Regions from separate parts of the Homo sapiens genome. Here regions 1 and 2 are each linked to region 3. A link is a loop called in an ENCODE intact Hi-C map of the cell type or tissue named here. Cell type or tissue: PC-3. All regions are shown on one strand.

The links. Peaks named below come from ENCODE experiments on the same cell type or tissue, not always from the same donor. Only the 100,000 strongest peaks of a DNase experiment are listed, where the experiment ranks them.
Region 1: it touches region 3 in a loop (2.7-fold over the local background); 7 of 110 quality-filtered maps call a loop at or near these places.
Region 2: it touches region 3 in a loop (15-fold over the local background); 101 of 110 quality-filtered maps call a loop at or near these places.

The regions. Positions count from the first base shown.
Region 1 is chr5:98,970,892-98,978,891 of GRCh38, forward strand. All of the region lies in intron 1 of CHD1-DT (CHD1 divergent transcript), which reads left to right. Among named protein-coding and RNA genes, the nearest start is that of CHD1, 46 kb to the left of the region's middle. In PC-3, no CTCF peak of the experiment used is centred here; a DNase peak (open chromatin) is centred at 4,550; H3K27ac peaks cover 452 bases.
Region 2 is chr5:98,901,298-98,909,297 of GRCh38, forward strand. It overlaps CHD1 (chromodomain helicase DNA binding protein 1), which reads right to left. Exons shown (of 36, transcript NM_001270.4): 3 at 3,600-3,801; 4 at 2,495-2,611; 5 at 1,603-1,667; 6 at 1-38. Among named protein-coding and RNA genes, the nearest start is that of CHD1-DT, 23 kb to the right of the region's middle. RefSeq lists an enhancer at 3,157-4,356. In PC-3, a CTCF peak has its summit at 4,759 (motif pointing right); a DNase peak (open chromatin) is centred at 3,684; H3K27ac peaks cover 3,335 bases.
Region 3 is chr5:99,028,475-99,036,474 of GRCh38, forward strand. No RefSeq gene overlaps it. Among named protein-coding and RNA genes, the nearest start is that of CHD1, 100 kb to the left of the region's middle. RefSeq lists an enhancer at 4,950-5,009. In PC-3, CTCF peaks have their summits at 4,196 (motif pointing left) and 4,395; DNase peaks (open chromatin) are centred at 4,197 and 4,937; H3K4me3 peaks cover 1,628 bases; H3K27ac peaks cover 881 bases.

The DNA.
Region 1 (8,000 bases), 58 kb before region 3:
GCAGGAGGATCCTTTGAGGCCAGGAGTTCAAGACCAGCATGGGCAACATAGCAAGACACTGTCTCTACATAAAAATTAAAACATAATTTTTAAAAACTTAACCAGGCATAGTGGCATGTACCTGGAGTCCTAGCTACTCAGGAGGCAGAGGTAGGAGGATTCCTTGGCCCAGAAATTCAAGGTTACAGTGAGCTATGATCACACCACTGTACTCCAGCCTGAGAGACCCTACCTCTATTGAAAAAGATAAAAAGTTGATTTGGGTAATTTGTTGATGATCTGAAACTCTCACACACTTTTGGTAGGACTATAAATTGGTACAACTTTGCAAAAACAGTATTAATCTGCTAAAATTTTAATCTCCTAAAATCTTAGGGATACGCCCACCAGGAATGCAAACATGCATATCAAAGCTACACTGGAAGTTCTTAACAGTATTATTTATCCTAGCTATAAATTGCAAGCAACCCCAATGGAGTTAGAATGGATAAATAATATGTGACATATTCATGGAGCAAAATACCATTCAGCAGTAAAAGTGAAGACACTATAGCTATGTACACAATGTGAATGCGTCCCACAAACATACCGGACACCAAATAATATAAATGCATGATTCTATTAATGTATACTCAGAAATGAAATTTTAGAAGTTAGAATATTGGTTACCTTTGAGGAAAAGAAAAGGGATAGTTCACCTTGCTCCAGAATACCCTGGTAACATACATACTACCATGGCTGTCTGGTGGGTAATTCTACCCTCTGCCCCAAGTCCCATGTCCCACTCCAGACCACAAGCAGGTTCCCCAGTCTTTCTACCCGATTCACCAATGGAAGGGATGGTGGAACTGTGTTCTAACAATGGTCAACAACTCAGATTTTCCTAAACGTTGCATATACATGCATAACTATTTGTTCATACTGTTCCCTCTGCCTAGCATGGAATTCCCTCTTCTCTCTCAGCAGAGAAACTTAATACTCCCAATTCAAAACGCAGATGGCACCACGCGAGGTCAGAGAAAGAGGCAAGAAGTTTTAGTCAACCTGTCTTTGATTATTGGCTTGCCATATGCAGTCTACGTGTACTTGATCATCGCTTAACTTTTTAGCCTGTTTCTCATGTATGAAACGAGAATAATGATATCCAGCTCATGGGTTGTTTAAAGGAATACATGACATGATAAGGTAAGAGCTTATTACATATTATTTTTCTTTGGTTTCCTTTTTCCCTTGCAGTATCACTTGCTTTCAGCTATGTACTGGCACCACTCAGAATAATTTTAGAGTCATTAATTTTATTTATTTATTTTTCTCTTTTATTTCTTTTAACTTTATTTTTTTTAATTTTAAAGACATGGTCTTGCTTTGTTGCCCAGGCTGGTCTCAAACTCCTGGGCTCAGGTGATCCTTCTGCCTCAGCCTCCCAAAATGCTGGAATTACAGGCATGAGCCACAGCACATGGATCCAAGTCATTAATTTTGTTTTATTTAATGTAATTTATTTATTTGAGACAGGGTCTCACTCTGTTGCCCAGGCTGGAGTGCAGTGGTACGGTCTTGGCTCACTGCAACCTCCCTCCACCTCCCGGGTTCAAGCAATTCTTCTGCGTCAGCCTCCCGAGTAGCTGAGATTACAGGCATGGGCCACCATGCCCAGCTAATTGTTGTATTTTTAGTAGAGATGGGGTTTTACCATGTCAGTCTGGCTGGTCTTGAACTCCTGACCTCAAGTGATCCACCTGGCTCAGCTTCCCAAAGTGCTGGGATTACAGGCATGAGCCACCACCCCTGGCCCTAAGTCATTAATTTTAAAAAATGTTTATTTAGGATGAGCGTACTTGGTAGGAGCCAGGGTTAGAAAAAGAGCAAGATATGATTCACAAGAAATTATTACTTTGGCCAGGAACAGCAAGTTAGTGAATAAGAAAATGTCTAATGAAAAAATAATTTTCAGAAATTTTAAGAAAATTTTAAGAGATTTTAAAGCCATTATATGCAAGAGACTAAATTTTTTAGATAACCAGAGAGATTAATGAGAAATCTACAGTAGCTACGCTGATCTAAAGTTATTGGTATCTAGCTTAATAGGTATGTCAATGGGAAGAGAAAAAAAGATATGACACATGAGACATTAAGAAGGAAGAAGCATTATAATTTTTTAATAGATACTGTATAAAGAATAGTACAGGCCAGACATGGTGGCTCACGCCTGTAATTCCAACACTTTTCGAAGCCCAGGCGAGAGGATCACTTGGAGTCAGGAGTTTGAGACCAGCCTGAGCAAAAAAAGCAAGACCCCATCTCTAAAAATAAAAAATAAAAAAATTAGCCAGATGTGGTGGCATGCACCTGTGCTAGGTGACAGAGTGAGACCCTGCCGAAGAAGGAGAAGGCAAAGAAGAAGGAGAAGGAAGAAGAAAAGAAGAATGAGGAGAAGGAAGAAGGAGGAGAAGTGGTAGGATGAGGGTGACGAGCAGAAGAAGAAGGAGAAGAAGAAAGAAGAGGAAGAGGAGGAGAAAGGAGAAAGAGAAGGAGAAAAGAAGAAGAAAAGAATAGTACAATGTGAACCTGTTTTGTATTTTTTGGTTTTGTTTTTTTTAGCGACAGGGTCTCACTAGGTCATCCAGGCTGGATTACAGTGGCTCAGTCATAGCTTACTGCAGCCTTCTGTACTACAGGCACACACCACCATGCCAATTTTTTTTTTTTTTTTTTTTTTTTAAGATGAGGTCTCTGTGTTACTCAGGCTGATCTCAAATTCCTAGGTTCATGCAGTCCTGCTTCAGCCTCCTGAGTAGCTGGGATTGTAGGCATGAGCTACACTGCACCTCGCAATTTCAAAGTCACATAAAAATTGTATTTGTTTCCTCTGAAACCAAAAACCTACCAATATTTTATCAGTCTAACTGTATGTGCTTCCAATGGTGTTAGCTGAAAATTTCAAACATTCAAAACAAAACACACTTATAGAATAAATTCATCACGTTGATTCTAAATAACATTAAACATGTTTTATTAAACATCGTGATTTTAATTTTTGAAAGATGAGACTTTCGTCACTTCTGTCAAAATATCTATCTTGGAAAAAAGAAAATAGGATGCAGGAAAACATCAAGTGGCAACTGTTGCTACATAGCTAGAAGGCTACATATGTTTCAGTTATTAGACAAACATTTCCATGCTCTGTGGCTTTAAAAAAGATTACTGCCCATGTAATGGGACATAATTCTTAACAATACATACAATTTGACAACTTGAAATTTATTGGTATTGTTATGAGTTGTTTAACTGACAAAGTTTTACTTTGACATTTGAATAAAACATCTAATATGCAATTTGCTTAACATACTTTGCATATCAACTGCTATAATATAAACTTTTATTGTAACAATGGGAATATAAGATATAAAGACATTTTTACATAGTAGAAGTGAACCAGTGAATCCTTTAAGATGAAATGTGAAATCCTGGCAAGGAGGAGGAAAGAACAGAACATATTAATAGAATGCCCTAAGATGGTCTGGGAACACTTACCCCAAATCAATATTTCATCAAGCAGATCACATAGCAAAGCTACTAATGTTATTAAGCACTGAACTAAGATACGTAAATAGAGAATAAAAATTTGTAATACACAAAGTAAATTACATGTTTATAGTTGTGAATATATAAAAAGCCAGTATTTTAAAAAAAGATCCTGGAAGAATCATGGCTTGCCAATAATCAAAATTGATTCTGGAGTGTTTCATCAATGGAAGATCTTTTGAAGTAACAGGATACTCATAATGGGGAAGATACACTCAGGAGAGAGGAAAAAAAAGCCTTCTGGTATAAAATCATGGAATATCACAATAACTATTTAATAGGAACAAATATTCCTATTGAAGTACTAAACTTTAGTGTTCCTATTAAAATACTAAACTCCTGGATATTACTCATTTGACAGGAGACAGTTGAACCTCACTGTTATGCTTATACAAATGTTTGGAATGTAACTTCATCTGGAACAATATTTGCACCTGGAACTTTTTTTATAATCTCATGAAATTTGCCTTATGAGTTTCCACTGCCATTTTGGAGTAATCTACATTCAGTCCTTGCCTCCGTGTTAGTTCGTTGTTGCATTGCTATGAAGAAATACCTAGACGGGCACAATGGCTCACACCTATAATTCCAGAATTTTGGGAGGCTGAGGGGGGCAGGTCACTTGAGTCCAGGAGTTTGAAACCAGCCTGGGCAACACACTGAAACCCTGTCTCTACAAAAAAATACAAAAATTATCCTGGTGGTGCACACCTGTAGTCCCAGCTACTTAGGAGGCTAAGGTGGGAGGATCACTTGAGCCCAGGAGGCGGAGATTGCAGTGAGCCATGATTGCACCACTGCACGTCAGCAACTGGGTGACAGAGTAAGACCCTGTCTCAAAAAAAGAAAAGAGTGTGAGAGAGAGAGAGGAGAGAGAGAGAGAGAGAGAGAGAGAGAGAAATACCTGAGGCTGGGTAATTTATAAAGTAAACAAGTTTCATTGACTCACAGTTCTGCAGGCTGTACAGGAACTGAACACACCCACATAGGGTATGTACAGAAGCAGATGCTAGTGCATCTGCTTCTGGTGAGGCCTCAAGGAAGCTTACAAGCATGGCAGAAGGTGAAGGAGAACCAGCATGTGACATGGAGAGAGAGGGAGAAGATGTCATGCACTTTTATACAACCAGATCTCACATGAACTCAGAGCAAGAACTGACTAGCACCAAGAGGATGGCGCTAAGCCATTCAAGAGGGATTCACCCCAGTGATCCAAACACCTCCCACCAGAATCCACCTGCAACACTGGGAATTACATTTGAACTTGAGATTTGGAGGTGACAAACATCCCAACTATATCAGTTTCTACCCTGGTACAGGAATCCTCATTGCATATAGTGCCCTGCCATGTTGGGTGCCCTGAATTTCTTTCAGTTCTACTACGTACAAAAGTTAGCTGCTTGTGGGCAGTGAGTAACATTCATGAACTTTATGGAGGCTACAGAATTGCCTAGCTGTTCAGTTTGAGGATGCCCCAGAGGAGGGCTATCTCTTAGATACCGTGATAATTAATCTTTTTGCACATAGCATCAACTTCCCAAGACATAATATTTTATATCCAAACATTAGAAGAACAGAGTTCATGAATGTTAATGCCTAAGCATAGACTCTTCTGAAAGCTGTGGCTTGTTTATGTGGGTGTGTCTTTAGTTAGGTACCCTATGTGGGTGTGTCTTTAATGTCCCAAGCATTAAAAGCCACATCTGTTAGGGTCTAGGGCAGGAAACCCAGACTATGTCATGCGTGAGTGCCACTCCAGAGTATACGAAAGTGAGAACATATTAGAAAAGGTCTTACAGCTTCTCAAGCAGCTCTGTAGTTCCTTTATTCCCAATCTTCTCTTAACCCTCATGTGCTGGTGTTGCTGGTTGAGGACAGTTTCAAAGCAATAATTTCAGAGCCTATGAGCTGCCTCTGTTTATACAATGATATGTGTCACAACTCTCGTGGTTCCTGCAAAAGAGCTGTAATTCTTCTCAGGATTGGGGGTGCACACTTTAAAGGAGTATGTTGATAGAAACCTGTTACAGGAATTCATTTTCCCCTCAAGCCACTTCATGGAAGCACAAGTACAATTTGTAAATTTAGTGAGACCATAATTCAGGGATGCACTGGATTTGGGCTTCAAACTGAGTGCACAGACATCACTGGAAGACTTAGGGGAAAAAAAGGAAGAGACCCTCTGAACAAGGGGGAAAAATTGTCAGATGAAAAGGGTGAAACAGAATGATAACTGCCAGAGGAAGGGATGAAGTTTTATTTCCTACAACAACATCCTTTCTTGTACTGCCTAGGTGAAGAGGAACAGATGCTGCCATGAAAGGGGTTTCCTAGAAAGTGGTGAAGAGACCATAGCCTAATGCAAGTAGAGAATTGGGACCAGGAAAAATAAAGCCATGAAATAATGAGTCTGCTGTATTAGAGGTAATTTTTTGCTGCTTCCAAGATTTAACATATGGAGTAAAATCCTAAATGCTGAATGAAAGAATCCAAAAGTTGAACATAACATAAGGTACCCTAGGATCCCTCAAAAAATAAAATAAATACCATTGGTTTAGAGAGAGGTATTCTATGGATTGACGTTTCCTGGGAATTTGGGGGTTTGAGGAAAAAAATATACTATACTTGATGTTTAGTATTTGGTTGTATTACACTATATGTTTAAATACATAAACATTTTAACATAAGTTCGTTGTCTGAGAACTTGCTGTATTTTCACATATCATCAATACTTCTAGGAAAGAGTTTCCAGAACATTATGAAACTTTAATCAGTGGGTATCTATAAATTTTATTGGATTATGGTGCCATATAAACAGGTAAGAAGCCATTTTTTCCCCTAAAACATTCTCCACACAAAATGGTCTTATAAATAACTGTGAACTTTGTATTTTCTCCTTGGCCCTACAACTCCACCACCACCAGAGCAGATAAACAGTTCTTAGGATTCCATGCCTCAAAAATGTACTTTCAGGCTAATCCGTTGTTGGCCAAGAAAAAGCTATATGGCCATAATTACAGGCAATTTGCAGCAAGAGAGACTTGAATTTAAAGTACCTCATCACTTCGCCCACCACACTGGGCCCTGAAAAAACTTAAGAACAGGTCACTGAGCCCTTTTCAAGTCAGGAAATTATCTAGTGGACTAGTACCTCATCGTCCTCTTTCAAATATCTCCAACCTATTTTTCATTGCTTATATTTAGGCTCTTTCTTTATAGATCTCATGTTGCATCCTGACTGTTTTCCTGATAGAGCTAGGAGAGAGAGACAGCAGGTTCCATTTATGCTTTCTGGACTCCGGGGATCCTAGAAGCCAGCTAAAGCACATAGTTGTAAGAAGAGCTACTTGCTGTAGAACAGAAGAGCCAATCTTTCCTTGTGTATTCTGCCAGAACAAATTCTAGCTTTCCACTGGCTGGCCCCATTCCACCTCACTCCCTTGCCAGGTAAATCTTTTGAGTCACCAAGCACAGCCAGGCTCACCCTGTTAGATATGTTTACCCCCAGATTAAAACCTAATGCTTCTCACCTCACCCACTCCACCTGGCTTCTCATTCTGAAAGTTGTACTTTATTTATTAAGGGCCTAATTGTTCTTTTTTTGTGCCTTACCTCCACTTCCTAATTTGAATTATTCAGTTTCTTTTGTTTTTTCTTATCAAACATTTGATACACAGAATGTAATTATTCATAATTCTTGTTTACTACCACAGTCTCATCATTTGTACACACAGGGCTTCCTTCCTTCTCTCCTTCCAACCTTCTTTATTTTTTATTTTTTTACAAATCGGGTCTTGCTGTCACCCAGGCTGGAGTGCATAATTGTAGCTCACTGCAGCCTTGAAATTCTTGGTTCCAACAATCCTCCCACCTCAGCCTCCAGAATAGCTAGGACTGCAGCCATGTGCCACCATGCCCAGCTAAGTTTTATTTTATTTTGTTTTGGTTTCTATTTTTTTAGAGAGAGGGTCTCACTTTGTTGCCCAACCTGGTGTTGAACTCCTGGGCTCAAACCAGTCTCTTGCCTTGACCTCCCAAAGTGCTAGGATTACAGGTGTGAGCCACCATGCCTGGCCTTTTTTTTTTTTTAATTTATTAGTGTAGTCAGGGTCTCACTATGTTGCCCAGGCTGGTCTTGATCTCTTTGGTTCAAGCAATCCTTCTGCCTCAGGCTTCTGAGTAGCTGGGACTACAGGTATGCACCACCACACCTGGCCAATTTATTATTTTTTATTTATTTATTTTTATTTTAAAATATTTTTTGATTATTATTTTTATTATTCACTTACTATTCCTCAAATATTTTAAAAATTATTTTGTTGAGAAAGGGTCTCATTCCATCGTCCAGGCTGGAGTGCAATGGCATCATCATGTTTCACTGCAGCCACAACCTCCTGGGCTCAAGGGATCCTCCT
Region 2 (8,000 bases), 130 kb before region 3:
GAGATGGAGATCCTGACCCAGACATTTGCCAATCTTCACTGCAGACAAAATTTATAAAGTATTTTTATTTGTACTTATATGGCAAGTTTTATCCCTAATACAAAGATGATCAAATCAACCAAACTATATTCGCTATCAAAAATACTGTTGCTTTTACTCATGCTAAAAATGAAATATTTATAAAACAAAAACACTCTGGAAAATATTCTTCATAGACTTCTCTCACAACTCTAGTTTTGCTAATCACTTAGTTATACGTCAGTGAACAGCAAATAAATGATATTTTAATTTTCATTATAGATGAAAATCTCATAAAATTATTCTACTTGCCCTCTCAAAAAAGAGATACTAATCCATGCCATTTTAATCCTCGAGAGGTTGTGATTTTGAAAAACACCTGTTTAAACTGATTTTTTAAATAGTGCACGTTCATTAAGAAACATAGAAAAATTAAAAAAAAAAAAAAGAGCAACAGTAGTACCATCTCAAATATTCAATCTGAGTACCTTACCTGTATTATTATTTTTAGTCTATTAAGTCTATTTCATTCCAATCAACATGTAGAGAAAAATAATGGATGTTAATATTTTGCTATCATAAGAAGTTCAAATGAAAGGCACACATTGAATTCTTACAAATACACTATATCCTATTTCAGCTATGCTTCTGCTTCATTGCTCTGTATCTTTTGCACCAATTGTAACTATGATGAAGGCTACATAAACAAGCATATATGATAAAATCTGCTTATGATAAAAACATAGTAGAAGCAAATTTTTTACTTTGAGATCTTTTCAGGGCTTGCACACCGAAAAAAAGTTTCCGTTGTGTATTTTTATAATGGAAAAAAAACTGGATGATCCAATATACATCTATTAATAGGAGGACCAGAGAGATTTGTAGAAAGAGAAAGGAAAAAAAATCCAAAGATAAATGATTGAATTTTCAGAATAAAAGATAGAACAGACTAATAAAAGATACAAATCTTCGCATTAAAAATGCATGAATCTTTTTTTGGGAAAAATAAGTAACAAATCTAATATGCAGAATATCAAAGGCAAATAGGAAAATAAAAGACAAGAAAATGGAATAATGTTTCCAAATCATTAAAATAAACATGGATTGAGAATCTGAAGTATTCTTAATACTTTCTGGGTCCAGATCTTTAGGAAATTACAGTGAGTTTCTAAAATGAGTTCTACGGTATGAAGTAAATTTCACATGCAACTGAATAGTAAGGATAGCTATTAATATAATTATAAGAACCATCCAAAATCAGTCATCCTGTCATCCCTATACTCCTATATTCCCAAGTTATTAAGATTTTCTGATATTACAACTAGGGAGATCATTAAAGTTTAAAAATATATAGGGGGAGTTACAGGAGATAAAGAAATGGCATAATACCCTCAGGTGGTCACAGAAAGATAAATGTTAAAGATTTATCTTTAAATTGTGTAATGGTGTAAATTAACTTCATAAAATGCCATGAACTAAGAATTTAGAAGAGTCTCCTTTTGGCAACAATTTTCATAAAGAAAGAAATATGAAATAATCAGGATTTTTCTAAAATGAAGTAGTCAGTTGAACAAAATGACATACTCTTTATGCTTTTTCCTTTTGACCTCACTTGATGAGTCATCGGAATCTTCACTGCTAGAGGAATCCTGTAGAAAAGAAATAAAGTCAGTATCATCCACTAATGATTAGAATTTAACCATATTAAATTTTTATTTGCTATACTATTTAACATTCACTTTACAAATAACAGCACTTGTGAAGCCTTTTTTCAATGTAGTTTTATTTATGTTAACTAGCTGAAAGTAATAACATTTTTATTGCAAATTAATATAGCCAGTGAAATTAAGTAAATAGCAAAATGTCAGCACTTTGTATGAAACCTTAAAATCTACCCTCACTGGAGACCATTATTGTTGCCTAGTATAGCCAAAACAAGAAATCCTAGGTGCCAACATGCCAAATTTTGAATTTTTTCTTCACCATTACTTTTTGTTATAATTTTTCCTGAATGTTTTTGTGCAAACATACATGTATGCATGCTTGCACACACACACAAACTACATTGTGTATAGTGGCCATCTACTCTTTCAAAAATATTATGTTGAGATTTCTGTTATTATTTCGTACAAATATGATTTAATGATATAATATTCCTTCATTCATACATGTATATGCGTGTAGGTGCATATCACATTTAATTATTTCCCACAGAGTTCACATTTAGTTTATTTCTAATTTTGCTGTAATGAGCAAATGCACACAAATGTCCCACTGCTTATTTTGGATTAATCCCTAAAATTGGAATTACTGGATAATGCAAAATCTGTATTTCAAGATTCTTGATATATACACTTAAAGTATTTCCTACTTATTCTTTCAAAGCACTTATTATTTTTAATAATTTCACAAATACTAGTTAACTGATTCAGCAGCATGTCCACTTTTAAAATAATAGCTCATGATGAAAATGCACCTCTTCTGATCCGCTATTAGATGAGGCTTGATGTTGTTGTTGCTGCTGCTGCTGTTGCTGCTTCTTGAGGATTGCAGATCTCTGAACGGCCAGAATACTAGGACTAGATTTCCAAAACTATAATAGAAATATAAACCAGTGAATGAAGAAGTATTAAGAAAACTGCAAAAAAAGGTTAATTTATTGAAAAACTATACCACCATCTTTACTGCCTCAAAGTAATAAAGACTATATTCCTTACCTATATGTAACACAATTATCATTGCAATATAGTTAAATAAAATGCTGAGCTCTAGTTATGTATAAAAAAAAATGGTGTGTTGAGTTCCACAGACAATATTAATCAATATCCTCTTGATGCTAAGAGTATTATTTGTATTAGTGCTACTCATAGTGTGGTTACCTATTTTATCAGTGTGAGGTGAAGAGGCTGAGTCAGAATATACGTCAACGATGTCACTAGGCACATTGTTTTAGCTCAGATTTGAGCGGGGGGCCGGTAGCAACATTTTTCTCTATGAAGGAATCTGTGTGTCGATTTATATTCTGGCCCTCAAGCATCTTATCTCATCACAGACTGGTACTCTGAGTAACACTGTATACTACCACGAAGTATAGACAAGTTTTTGTATCTCTTGTAGTTTTTTCCAAACAGAATAGCCCCTTACCCTATTCCATCATTATCTTTGAGGAATCTGAGTTCCATTAAATTATTCTGCTAGTAGCAATAAAGTATCTCCTTTGAAGCTCTTGAAAGTAGAGATCATAACACGGTAAGGTTAACAAGTAGACCTCACAATGTCTTAAATTTGTATCTATGACACAATGGATATTTATGAAACTCAATTTCTGCCTAAGAGGCAGAAAACGTTTTATTTGCCTGTGTGTAATTTACACTTTGTGTTTTCTAGTTCGAAAATGCATCTATTCCAAGCCAATTAGTCCACAGGTGTACCACCATGAATGTGAGAATCACTAAAAGTAAATTTTAATTTAAAATGTTGTCTTCTCTAAAAGCTAGATTAAGAATGGTATAAACCAATCCTCTAAATTTTCCCAAAGTAATACAAGCAATCTACCTTTCATTGGGTATTTTATTGATTACCTCAGCTCCATCAACTTTCGGTGGTTTTGCTTGAACTTTGTTTTCTCGGGAAGTGTCTGACTCAGACTCTGACTGACTGCCTGATTCAGATCCGGAGTCAGAGTCACTGCTACCTGACTGGCTACTGCTTCCATCACTACTGCTTCCAGAACTCGAACCAGATCCAGAGCCTGAAGCTGACCCAGAATCATCATCCGACTGGCTATAATTTGAAAATAAACAATTTCAAACAAAATTCATTAGGAATTTAATTTTTCTTAGACGTCAGCAGAAAGCCCCAAATCATTAAATTTTACTTCATACTTAATATTTCAACTATCTTTGGCCAAAAAAAAGAAAAAGGAATTGATTTAATCTATAGTAACAACTGCCATAGTTGATAATTTATTTATACGTGATAGATTATTACATACTTGATAGATTTATGACATATTTTATAGATTTTTATGGCTAAAACATAAGCAATAAGATTGTAATCTTCTTCTAAGACAATATGCAAAATCTACTAAGTACAAAATCCTGGGTTAGAAACTTTGAGAAGTCAAGAAGTTGAAGGCATGGTACCTACCTTTATAAAGCTCTAGCAATAATAAAGTAAGAAATGTGTGAAGAAAAGATTAAATGTGTTAAAAAAAATTCTTACAGTAACAGGCAGAAATTTATTTGTAGTTTCTGCTTGTTTTCAAGTTTCCATCTCTATCACTCCAGGAGAACATAATTTATTATAACCGAGCTATGATAAAATATAATTTATTTTAAAAAATCAGTAACACTGCTTGTCTGAGAAAATCACTTATTAATAAGTTCTTTGTGGATCTGTAGCAATAAATCTGAAATAGCAAATTCTCATATTTCCTAACGTGTATACACACACATAAAAAAGCAATTGACATTTCATAAACTATCCTTTTTTCCATTTCTAATTTTTAGTCCAAGATAGAGCAGAAATAGTCTGGACTAAACAGTTGATTATATAATTATCCCCAAGGTCATTTGTTTATATGTTGAAAACTAGGGCATTAAATTTCTGGTACATATGGTTGACTCCGCTTTTGATGTAATTTCATTTGGCTTTATGAGAAACCACAGGTAATACAGTTTACAGATATACAAGAAAATACAAGTTTCCTGTCCTCTTCTGTAATTTTCTAAAATGCCACCAGATGGAGGTATTACTCTAAGACAACACAGTAATTCTCTTTTTCCAGAGCAAGAATTTAGTAATTTCTGCATGAGAACAGAGAAATAAAAGTTTGCAGGAAGAATTTTGATTCTACAGGTGAGATATATAAATGCTTAAAGTATGAATAAGCATTGTTGTGTTTTTCAATCTAATGGAATAAATGTTGTATTCATAGAAACAGTAAATTAAAATTTGCTTCTTAAAGGCATATGCTATGAAGATCATTTTTGCCATCATGTCTCCTCTCTGGTCACATAGTTTAGAGGTCCAAAAACAGCATATTAAATTTTAATTTTTAAGGCCATATTTTACTTGCATACCTTGCGAGAAATTTTAGCAAGGATATTAAAAGATTTTTTTTCCTGACATACAACTTTATTTTTCCCTTAACATAATAGGTAAGCAAAATATTTCATTTATTCAATAAACTTTATTGAGAACTATCATGTGTTAGGCACTGGGGACAGACTGAGATGAGATGAAGTCTTTATCATCAAAAGAACTATTTAACCTCGAGACAGTCATATAAATGAATAAATATCCTTCTTTGCTATGTTTAAGACAACTGATTCCCATGTATGGGGAGCACTAAAGATATAACCAAGTTTGGTACAGTAGTCAGAAAACACTTAGAAGAAAGTGCTGTTAAATGAATTCTTCAGCAAAGAAATAAAAGAGTATCTCTTTCTTTTGAGGAATGTGAGTTCTATTAAATTATTCTGCTAGTAGCAATAAAGTATCTCCTCTGAAGATCTTGAAAGTAGAGATCATACACAGTAAGGTTAACAAGTAGACCTCATGATGTCTTAAATTTGTATCTATGACACAATGGATATTTATGAAACTCAATTTTTTTCCAGAATACCTAGCAGAGTGCCTCACACAGATGGGTGCTCAATAAATATGTGAACAGTAGACAGATGAATGATTAAATTGTGGGGGCTATTGTGGGCCTGTAATTCTCATTAGTCATTAGTCATTCCAGATGCATAGCTAGTAAAAACTGCTTGTTAACAAATCAAAATTCTTAAATGAATACAGAAATCTTTCCTTTCATATTCTTTAGGCAGTAGTACTGGCTGGAGATAAAAGCAACAGCCCGAGGCTATGCTACTCTAGTTGCACAGGTTTATTGTTAGAATGTCTTTACCTTGGGTATTAGAAATACTGAATAAAGTATTTATTTTATTGAGTTGTTCTTTAGTACGATAAAGAATATGCAAAAAGAGCTGGGAGCGGTGGCTCATGCCTGTAATCCCAGCACTTTGGAAGGCAGAGGGGGGCGGATCACCTGAGGTCGGGAGTTCGAGACCAGTCTGACCAACATGGAGAAACCTCGACTCTACTGAAAATACAAAACTGGCTGGGCATGGTGGCGCATGCCTGTGATCCCAGCTACTTGGGAGGCTGAGGCAGGAGAATCACTTGAACCCTGGAGGCGGAGGTTGCAGTGAGCCAAGTTCACGCCATTGCACTCCAGCCTGGGCAACAAGAGCAAAACTCCATCTCAAAAAAAAAAAAAAAAAAGCAAAAAGAGTAAGGAATATCTTATTTACTGCTATAGAATGATCTAAGATACAGTTTAAGTGAAAAAAAGATACCAAATGTTTATAGAATGTTTCTTTTGCATAAGAAAGAAAAATATTTATATATATTTGCTTGTATTTTTTGAAAAGCAACAATGGCAGAATAACCCAACTAATTTGAAAATGATGGCCTAAAGAGAGGGAGGGAAGAGTAGAAGGAACAGCAATTGAAATGAGTCTTCAGTTTTAGAATTACGTAAATGTTTTACATGATTTTTTTAAAAAGAGATTTTTAAAAATGAAAGAAAAATATACATGGGGCCAGAAAAAAAATTAGACTTAAAACTTTGAGCTAAAATAGGTGAAAAGCCTCTCCCTAATAAAGTAATTTTATTTCCACCTACTGCTGCAAATGCTCTTTCTAAAATAAAAAGCTGATGGTGGCCTTTCTTTTTTGTCTTCTGTTCTATAACAAAGTTCAACAAACATCTATGAGACCTTTCAGGATCTCTCTCTAATTCTCCAATCTATTTTCAACTAGTTGCTCACTTAAATCCCTAAGTTCAAGCTATGGCAAGCTACATGTAATTCTCTAAAAGCCACTTACTCTTTCCACTTCCTGCCTTTGTACCATTCCTTCTCTTTTCTTTTTATTATGTAATTTTTTGAGTCCCACCTCACAGCTACTCCTCCAGCAAATCTCTGCCAACTCTATCCCAACCCAACGTTAAATCAGGTTTACTTCCACAGCACTCCCAAAACTTCTGGAATATATACCTCTATCTTGGTTATGAGCAAACGATGTAATAATCACTGTAGTTTTCAGGTACCCTACCTAAGACCTTATGTTCCTTGAGCGCTGGGATTGCTTTTTGCTGCTCTTATGTCAAGCATTAAATGAAGAGTACAATGTTTCATGGATAGATGAATAAATAAGTAAATCAAAGAGATATAGGGGACACAGTTTTACATATTTTATGTAAAACTCACAAATTTGGCTATTAAATCTCTGATCTCCAATTAATATTTTATTTTAGGTAATAACCAGTATTACTAATCTTTTATAAAACTGAAATATCTGTACAACACTTGAATTATCCTTAAAGTGTATTAAATCTCACCAGCACAACAGTATTAAAGTGGTAGGTAGATTGCTAAAAACACTGAATTCTTAATTCAGATAATACACCCACGGAATAAATAAATAAATAAACCCATTGAATTCTTTTCCTCAATTCACGAAAGAAAAACCACCATTAATAGGTACTGTGATAAAATTATAGTGTTTTCTTAGGGTAAATTAAGGAGAAATACCACATTTAAAAGATAAAATAGTAATTCAAATTAAAGTGTCTTTTCAAGTTTAATATACAATTTCAAATATAAACTGAGCAATATGATGAATTATCATGAATCTATCACCCAGCTCCACAATTAGCAACTCATACCAATCTTGATTCAACTAAGAAACTATTTGTAAACATTTGCAATACCAATATCTCTTAAAAGATCACTTCGTTAATATTAAAGATATTTAATATTATTAAACATTAAATTAAGTACACTGAATATTAAATATCCAATCAGGCTATCCCTTTAGTCTCATAATTGTTTCTTCCACTCTTCTGCTTTCCAGATTTTGCTAAGCGCACCCTTGTGTTATCATTTAACATATTTTTCTATCCCTTGTAT
Region 3 (8,000 bases):
ACCTCAGGTGATCTGCCTGCTTCAACCTCCCAAAGTGCTGGGATTACAGGCATGAGCCACTGCACCTGGTCCTCCTTTTCTTATTTCTAAGTGATATTCTCATTCATCAAGGCTCAATTCAAAAATTACTTCCTGTCAGAAATTCTTCTGTCTCTATCCTCAAACCTCACATTTGCTGCTTTCTTACTTTTGTTTCTGTAGTCATTTCTTAACAGATCATATGATTGATTTTTAGTTTTGTAGTTTTATCCTCTAATAGACTCTAAATTCCTTGAGAATATGAATCATTCATCCTTGCAATTCTTACAATATACATATTGTCTAGTATACAGTAGATAATTAAAGTTTGTTACAGGGTACCAATTTGGAATAAGGAGTTAGTAGCTGAAAATGACCTAAAATGCTCTCTACTTTCAAGTTATAAACCCACACATTCTTCTGTTTCTCTGTATATGTCTGTCACTGCTTAGCTGATACATGATCTAACACCCTATTAAGCCGTCTTCAAATGTCAGACTCCCATTTCTAACAATACTACACAATTGTATGTTATTTTAAACCTTTCAAACGTCTTTTACATAAATCACTTTATTTAGTTCTTACAGTAATTCTATAAAGTTTCTGGATGAGAAAACAGAAACAACAAGCATCAATGACTTTGGACTAAAGCTCAGGTCTTTTGAACCCTTGCTATAATTCCCTTTGGTCCAGAGCTTACAGTTTTTAAACTTTTTACTTTCAAATATTTTCAAACTTATAGAAAAGATGCAAGAATAGTGCAGAGATCACCCATATACTTCACACAGATTCACTAATGTTAACATTTTACCACATTTGATTTCTCTCTCCCACCCTGCCCCCATATATACAGGACCATTTGAAAGTGACTTGCAGATGTCATGCTCCTTTACTCCTAAATACGTCAGTGTGTATTTCTTAAGAACCAGCATATTCATCTATGTACTGTAGTAAAATGATCAAACCTAGGAAATTTGACATTGATATAATATTTGAATCAATACACCTAATACAAGTTTGCAAATTTTTCTAATCATGTCTTTTATGAATTATGACTTTTTTCTGGTTCAGAATTGAACAGGATCACACATAGCATTTACTTCTTAGATCTTTTTAGTCTTCTTTAATGTGGAAGTGTCCATTATTCAACCTACACTTGCGTTTTCTCTTCTTTTCTTTTCTTTTTTCTTTTTTTTTTTTTTGAGGTGGAGTCTTGCTGTGCCGCCCATGCTAGAGTGCACTCAGCCTCATGGGTTCAAGTGATTCTCCCCCCTTAGCCTCCCAAGTAGCTGGGATTGTAGGTGCCTGCCACCATGCCCAGCTAATTTTTTATTTGTAGTAGAGACGGGGGTTTCACCATGTTGGCCAGGCTGGTGTCAAGCTCCTGAACTCAAGTGATCTGCCCGCTTCGGCCTCCCAAAGTGCTGGGATTATAGGTGTGAGCCACTGTGCCAGGCCACACTTGGCTTTTCTTAATTTCTGCCCCATTGCTAACTCTACAGGGCAACTGGGGTGTCTGTGGTAGGTAACAGATCTGCCTCACACATTGTATACAAGAGGTTAATGTCATTAAGGCAAATCGTGACCTATCAGGGACAGACCCAGTGGATAAATGCCACCTTCTTCTGTCCCTTGTTTGCAGAATTCTGAGGCTCATTCTGTGTGGATCTTTAGAGGATTCTCAATGGATCATGATCTGTGGTCATGTTCAACTTGAGACCTTCTTCCCCTGATACTGCTTTCCTTTCTTCCCTATTTTACTCTCTCCAGTCCCTTCACTTCTTAAAACTTGGGATCATTTCCCAAAATAATCCCTTGCACATAAGCCCTTGTTTCATCTTTTTAAAAAGAGATCTATACTAATACAATTATACCTACTGTTAATAGAGTTAGTGGGTCCACAGTTAGTGGGTCAGGTAGGTGACAGATTAGAAGTGAGCATTACAAATAGAGGAATGCATCTTTCTTAGGTACTGACCTAAGTAGACCTTCTTTCTTAACCCCCAAACAAAGACACAGTACTGGTCACATTAATGCCAGTGTAGGCTCTGATAATGACATTGACACTTCTCTCCAGTCCATGTTTCTTCCCTTCCCCTTCCTTCTCCTCTTCTCTTTTTCTCTTCTCTTCTCTCTTTTCTTTCTTTTTTTGAGACAGGTCTCACTCTGTTGTCCAGGCTGAAGTGTAGTGGTGCAGTCATGGCTCAGTGCAGCCTCATCTTCCTGGGCTCAAGTGATCTTGCCACTTCAGCCTTCTGAGAAGCTGGGACTATGGGCATGTGCCACCGCGCCTGGCTAACTTTTAAATTTTTTGTAGAGATAGGGTCTTGCTATGTTGCCAGGGTCAGTCTCAGACTCCTGGGTTCCAGTGATCCTCCCACCCTGGCCTCCCAAAGTGCTGGGATTATAGGAATGAGCCACTGTGTCCAACCCATGTTTCTTCTCAGCCTACTTCCACACCAGTGCAGTGCCTTCCAATCTGTAATTCCTGAGAGTATTGCAAGAGAATGAAAAGGGCTTAGTGAAAGTGATTGCTCTGCTTAAACTGCATACATCTCTTCTTCCTGTTTCTCATCATACTGCCCTTTAATGCTACTTTTTCTTTCCACTAATGATTTTCCCTTTGTCCTTGCCCATTTCTCTCTGTCAGACAACTCATTTCCCTTTTGTCCTCTCTGATAGTAGAAAATTTGACTCTGTGTATGTATGTTTCCTAGAAGAAAGCAGAACCATGAGTAAACACCCAGTGAATAATTTGGGATGCTGATGAAATCAAGGAAGACTGGAAAAGCAACTTGTTGGGTGTGCTGTGGAGAGATTTCCTATAGTGGGCAGAAGGTTAGATAAAAGATTCTCTGAGGTGTCTTCTATCTCTGGGAATTTATGCTAGAAATGTCAACTTAATTAAGTTGCAGTGCCTGTCAACAATCCAAGGGCAAAAGTTTGCTCCAGATCTATAATCTAGCCTCATCATCTTAGGGGGAATGTGACCAAATATAGTATAACACTATCAGTATGAAAAGAATGAAATCCACACAGCCTGCATAATTATAGGTGCAGAGAAGAAGAAATTGATGACACAATATTAAGGTTTATTTTTGCCACCTAAAAACATGTCAACATCCTATTATCTTATTATCTCAGATTTTTATTCAATTCTATGACAGCTAAAAGTAACCATTATATCTGTCAATTAAAAGAAGAGAAACTGCTTATTGAAATTTTATAATTTGATCTATGACATGGAGTTGAACTGGAAGCACCTGCCAGTCTTCCTGATGTTCCAGATAGTATTTTGCTGCAAATTAATTAATCTAACTACATCTTGATTTTCTCACACTGCATTAGAAAGTATGTGCTCTTGGTCATAAACCGTGATGAAACTATAAGAACCATGTAATGAAACCTTATGGTTTGAGTTGTCTGGCTTGTCATAGAGATGAATATAGTGTAATTAAGCCACACTCTCTCCTTGCAGTAATGAAGGCACTGTTTGGGGGACTATGCCAGGGATAGGAGAATAAGTTGTCTATGGCACTCGAACGGTCTACACTATCCAAGTAAGGTAACCAGCTAAGGCACTTTCAAAGTAAAACCAAACAGAAAGTCACGGCAGATAATGCCACTTTCATCACTGGTAATTACTGGCCTTAGAGTTGTAATGAATGGCTGCTACAGAATAAAAGGTAGGTGGCAATTTATGCAACAGATCATTGTTCATCATCAGCAGTATGGGTGGCACTAAGCAACAGGCAGAATTATTTTTAAACCCGCGAGGTAAAGTAGATTAAAGGTATTATTAATAGGCTAGGCCTAAAGGAACAGTGTCTTAATTATGGACTCTTTTTCCTATCCTTTCTTAAAGATATTATATTTCTACAACTGATGAAGGACTAGATTAGGCTTAGGCTAGCAGTAGAGGGAACACTCATTGCTGCATTAAGATCAAAGAACCTTCCGAAATTTTGGTTGCTCCAAGTACCAGAATCAGCTGTCATTCTGTTGGAAGCAATAGGGAAAGGGTAGCTCACAACATTTTTTTAAAAAAGTATTTCTCAATCAGTCCACCATTTACTGGACTAGGCTACAGTGAACTGCATAATTTTATGGAATCTCGTTTTTCAGGGTATCTTGTTAACCAATGGGCTGACATTCTCTTTGCAGGAGCTCCACCAAGTGGTCATCCAGCTTGTGGGCGAAAGTCAGAAAAACAAATTAGGAATCCTAAGAAAGACTGACTGATAGCCGAGTAGAGCAGTCTGAAGGTAGATAAACGTGAACCCTCCATCCATAGGGAGATTCAGATACAGGCTTCATGTTTAGACAAGACATCTGCTTTTCCTCACCATTTGTTTTTGGTAACTTTCTGGTCCTTATATGAACTATGCCTGCCCTTTGACCTCATGACCCCATATGCTTTGAGCCCTCCATTTTCTCCTAATCAATTAGTCTCCTTCTGTCTTCCCATTTTCCCTGTTCAGCTCCACACACTGGTGTCCACTACTTAAATTATGCTTTCAATATTACTTTCAACTCTTAATCCAGCCATCCTGTTTCTCTGACTCTGGAACTGAGCAGCTGAGAGTTCTTGGAGAAAAATCACACAGCCATACCAATTGATGTCACTGTATGTTGTTGCTTTCTGACCAAGGCTGAGTCCTCAGTTATGGTGAAGGTGCTTCTGATCAACTGACAGTGGGTATTCCAAACATTTACTTCCCTTACTGTCAAAACCACCAACTCTTCTTACACTCAGCAAATGATGATTCTGTCCTTTTCATTGTGAAAAGGCAAGGGCAGAAAGTGAAAACGGCACCTTCCTCTCCCTCTTACTTATTCGCTTATTTATTGGCATTTTTACTTCTCCTTCCTGTTGGAAAAGGTGCCCATCTAACTCGAGGCTCATTTCTCAACCTGTAGATTGGATTCCATCCTCTTCTGTGTACTCAATGACTTTATTATATCAATCATCGCCCTCTTTCCTGTTTTACTTCAGAAAATAAACAGAACAGTGGTTTGTCTTATTGAAAATGAAAGCAAAAGTAAAATTACCTTGGCAGTTTTGGGTCTCTAATTATAAGCCAAAGAAACAAATTGAGAACAACTTATGGAAAAAATGATATTCATTGGAAATATACTGGTATAATGCAGAACAGAAGAAAATACTAAACAGTCAAGCTTCCTGAGGGCAGAAAGTACAGGACCACTGAAATGAAACCGTGGACATGCATAATCATGTATGTTTACTAAGGTTCAACTACCTTTCCTCCTTGTGTCACCACTTAAGATTTAGCTCCTAGGAAGGAAACATTTGATTGGCCAAGCCCACCAGAAACATGTGCAGAGGAGATGCTCCTGATACCTGCACCATTGAATTCCATAAGGCACAGTTCAGGGAACTTTGCTTTGTCCTTATTTTGTTTGATTTATCGGTAGCAGTTCTCCTTCTGGAGTCCTTCTCCTTTGTTTTCTGTGGCATTATTCTTTCCTTAAAAAGAAAAAAGATAATTCTTTTTAGTCTCCATTGTAGGTTCCCTTTTTTTCTGCTTAAACAGTAAGTGTTATCTTCCTCATGGGTTCAACTTCGATCACTGTTATATTACAAACTTCCTCCTGCCAAATCTTCGTTTTGAGTTTGCGATGGAACCTACGATTGAATTTCCAATAAAATTCAGTATATCTAAAAGTGAACTTATGTATTTCAAACCTGCGCTTTACTTGAATGCCACATTTTCATAAATGGCATATCTCTTATCCAGTCACCCAATCCACTTCCCTGGGAGTCTTCCTAGGTCACTCTCACTTATACTCAATCAATCCCTAATCCCTGTGGCTTTTAATTCCTTGGTATCTCTTGTTCTCCTCTTTCCTAAACTCATAACCACTTTTTAAATTAAGGTCTTAATGACTTCTCACCTAAATTGCTACATTAGCCTCCTCAAAAGGTTTCCTTACACATCATACTCCGTTTCTTACAGAGTGATCCTTCTAAAATGCTAATCTGCTCTGCAAACTCAGATTCAGTCCTTTATCTTTCAGGATAAACTTCAAGGCTTAACCCACACATTCTGTCTTTGGCCACTTTCCAAGCTTCAGGGATGGCTACTTCCTTACTGCTATATTGTAAAACAAGCAGGTTTCCAGTTGGAGGGACTAGAATTGTTTTTTAACCTTGACTGAATGTAAGAATTTCTGGGGACATATTAAACATGCAGATTCTTGGCCTGACCCTAAACATATTAAATTGGAATCTCCAGGAGTGGGGCTTATGTCTCTACTGATTTTTTTTTTTTTTTTTGAGACAGAGTTTTGCTCTTGTTGCCCAGGCTGGAGTGCAGGGGCGTGATCTCAGCTCACTGCAACCTCCACCTCCTGGGTTCAAGTGATTCTCCTGTCTCAGCCTCCTGAGTAGCTGGGATTACAAGTGCCCGCCACCACGCCCGGCTAATTTTTTGTATTTTTAGTAGAGACAGAGTTTCATCATGTTGGCCAGGCTGGTATCAAACTCCTGACCTCAGGTGATCCACCCGCCTCGGCCTCCCAAAGTGCAAGGATTACAGGCGTGAGCCACTGTGCCTGGCAGTCTCTACTGATTTTTATGATCAAGCCAGTTTGTGAATTAATGATTGACTGTTTCTAGGCAGTCCTTTTACTTATGCTGTTTGTTCTGCAATTCCCAATCCCCTTGTCCTTCAATAGTTTAGTTAGTGTCACTTTACAGGTGACTCTCATTCTTACTTAGAGGCCTCTTCTCTGTGTTCCTGTACCGCGTAGGACTATCTCTGTCTTAGTACCCATCACATAATATTTGACTAACTTACCTATCTTATAACTGCTCTAAAAACTTATCTTTGTTTTCCCAGTACATAAAAGACAAACAGTAGGCATTTGGCAAAAATTACTTTGATATGTAAAAACAAATAAAAAGCTCACTACACTTTTTGCTGTTATGGATTCTTTCTGTTGCTTTATCTCTAAGGAGTTACTCATAAGATGAATATTGTTCAATTACTTAAAAACACCATTATTACTATGATTCCTTTAAAATCATATTATAGAATAATATTTTTTGATATGTGAAAATATTATAATGTACTACTAAGGGAAAAATAGGCTAAAATTTATATAATATGACTTTTTTGGTAAAAATTTTAAAACAAATTAAGTTAAAAATGCATATATAAAAACATATTGAGAAGACATACATTGTAATTTTATTACTCTTTGATTATGAAATAATGGGTGATTTTGTATCTACTTTCTATCAGAAGTATGTACATCTAAAACTTTTTTTATTTGTATAAATTTAAGGGCACAAGTGCAGTTTTGTTACATGGATATTTTGGATAATGGTGAAGTCTGGGGCTTTTAGTGTGACCATCTTCTGAATAATGTACATCGCACCTATTAAGCCACTTTTCATCCCTCACTCCCCTCCCACCTTCCCATCCTTCTGAGTCTCCAGTGTCTCTTACTCCACACTCTATGTCCATGTGTACATGTTACATTGCTACCATTTGTAAGTGAGAACATGTAGTATTTGACTTTCTGTTTCTGAGTTATTTCACTTAATATAATGGCCTCCAGTTCTATCCATGCTACTGAAAAAGATGATTTCATTCTTTTTTATGGTTGACTAGTCATTCATTGTATGTACATATACCACAGTTTCTCTACTCATCCATTGACAGATACTTAGGTTGATTCTAAGTCTTTGTTACTGTGAACCATGCTGCAATAAACATGAGTACAGATATCTTTTCAAGATAAAGATTTCTTTTTCTTTGGGTAGATACCCGGTAGTGGGATTGCTGGATCAAATGGTAATTCAACTTTTAGTTCTTTGAGAAATTTCCATGCTATTTTCCAGAGAGGTTGTACTTATTTACACTCTCATCAACAGTGTATAAGCATTCCCTTTTCTCCACACCCTCACCCACATCTGTTGTTTTTTGACTTTTTATAATAGCCATCCTGGCTTG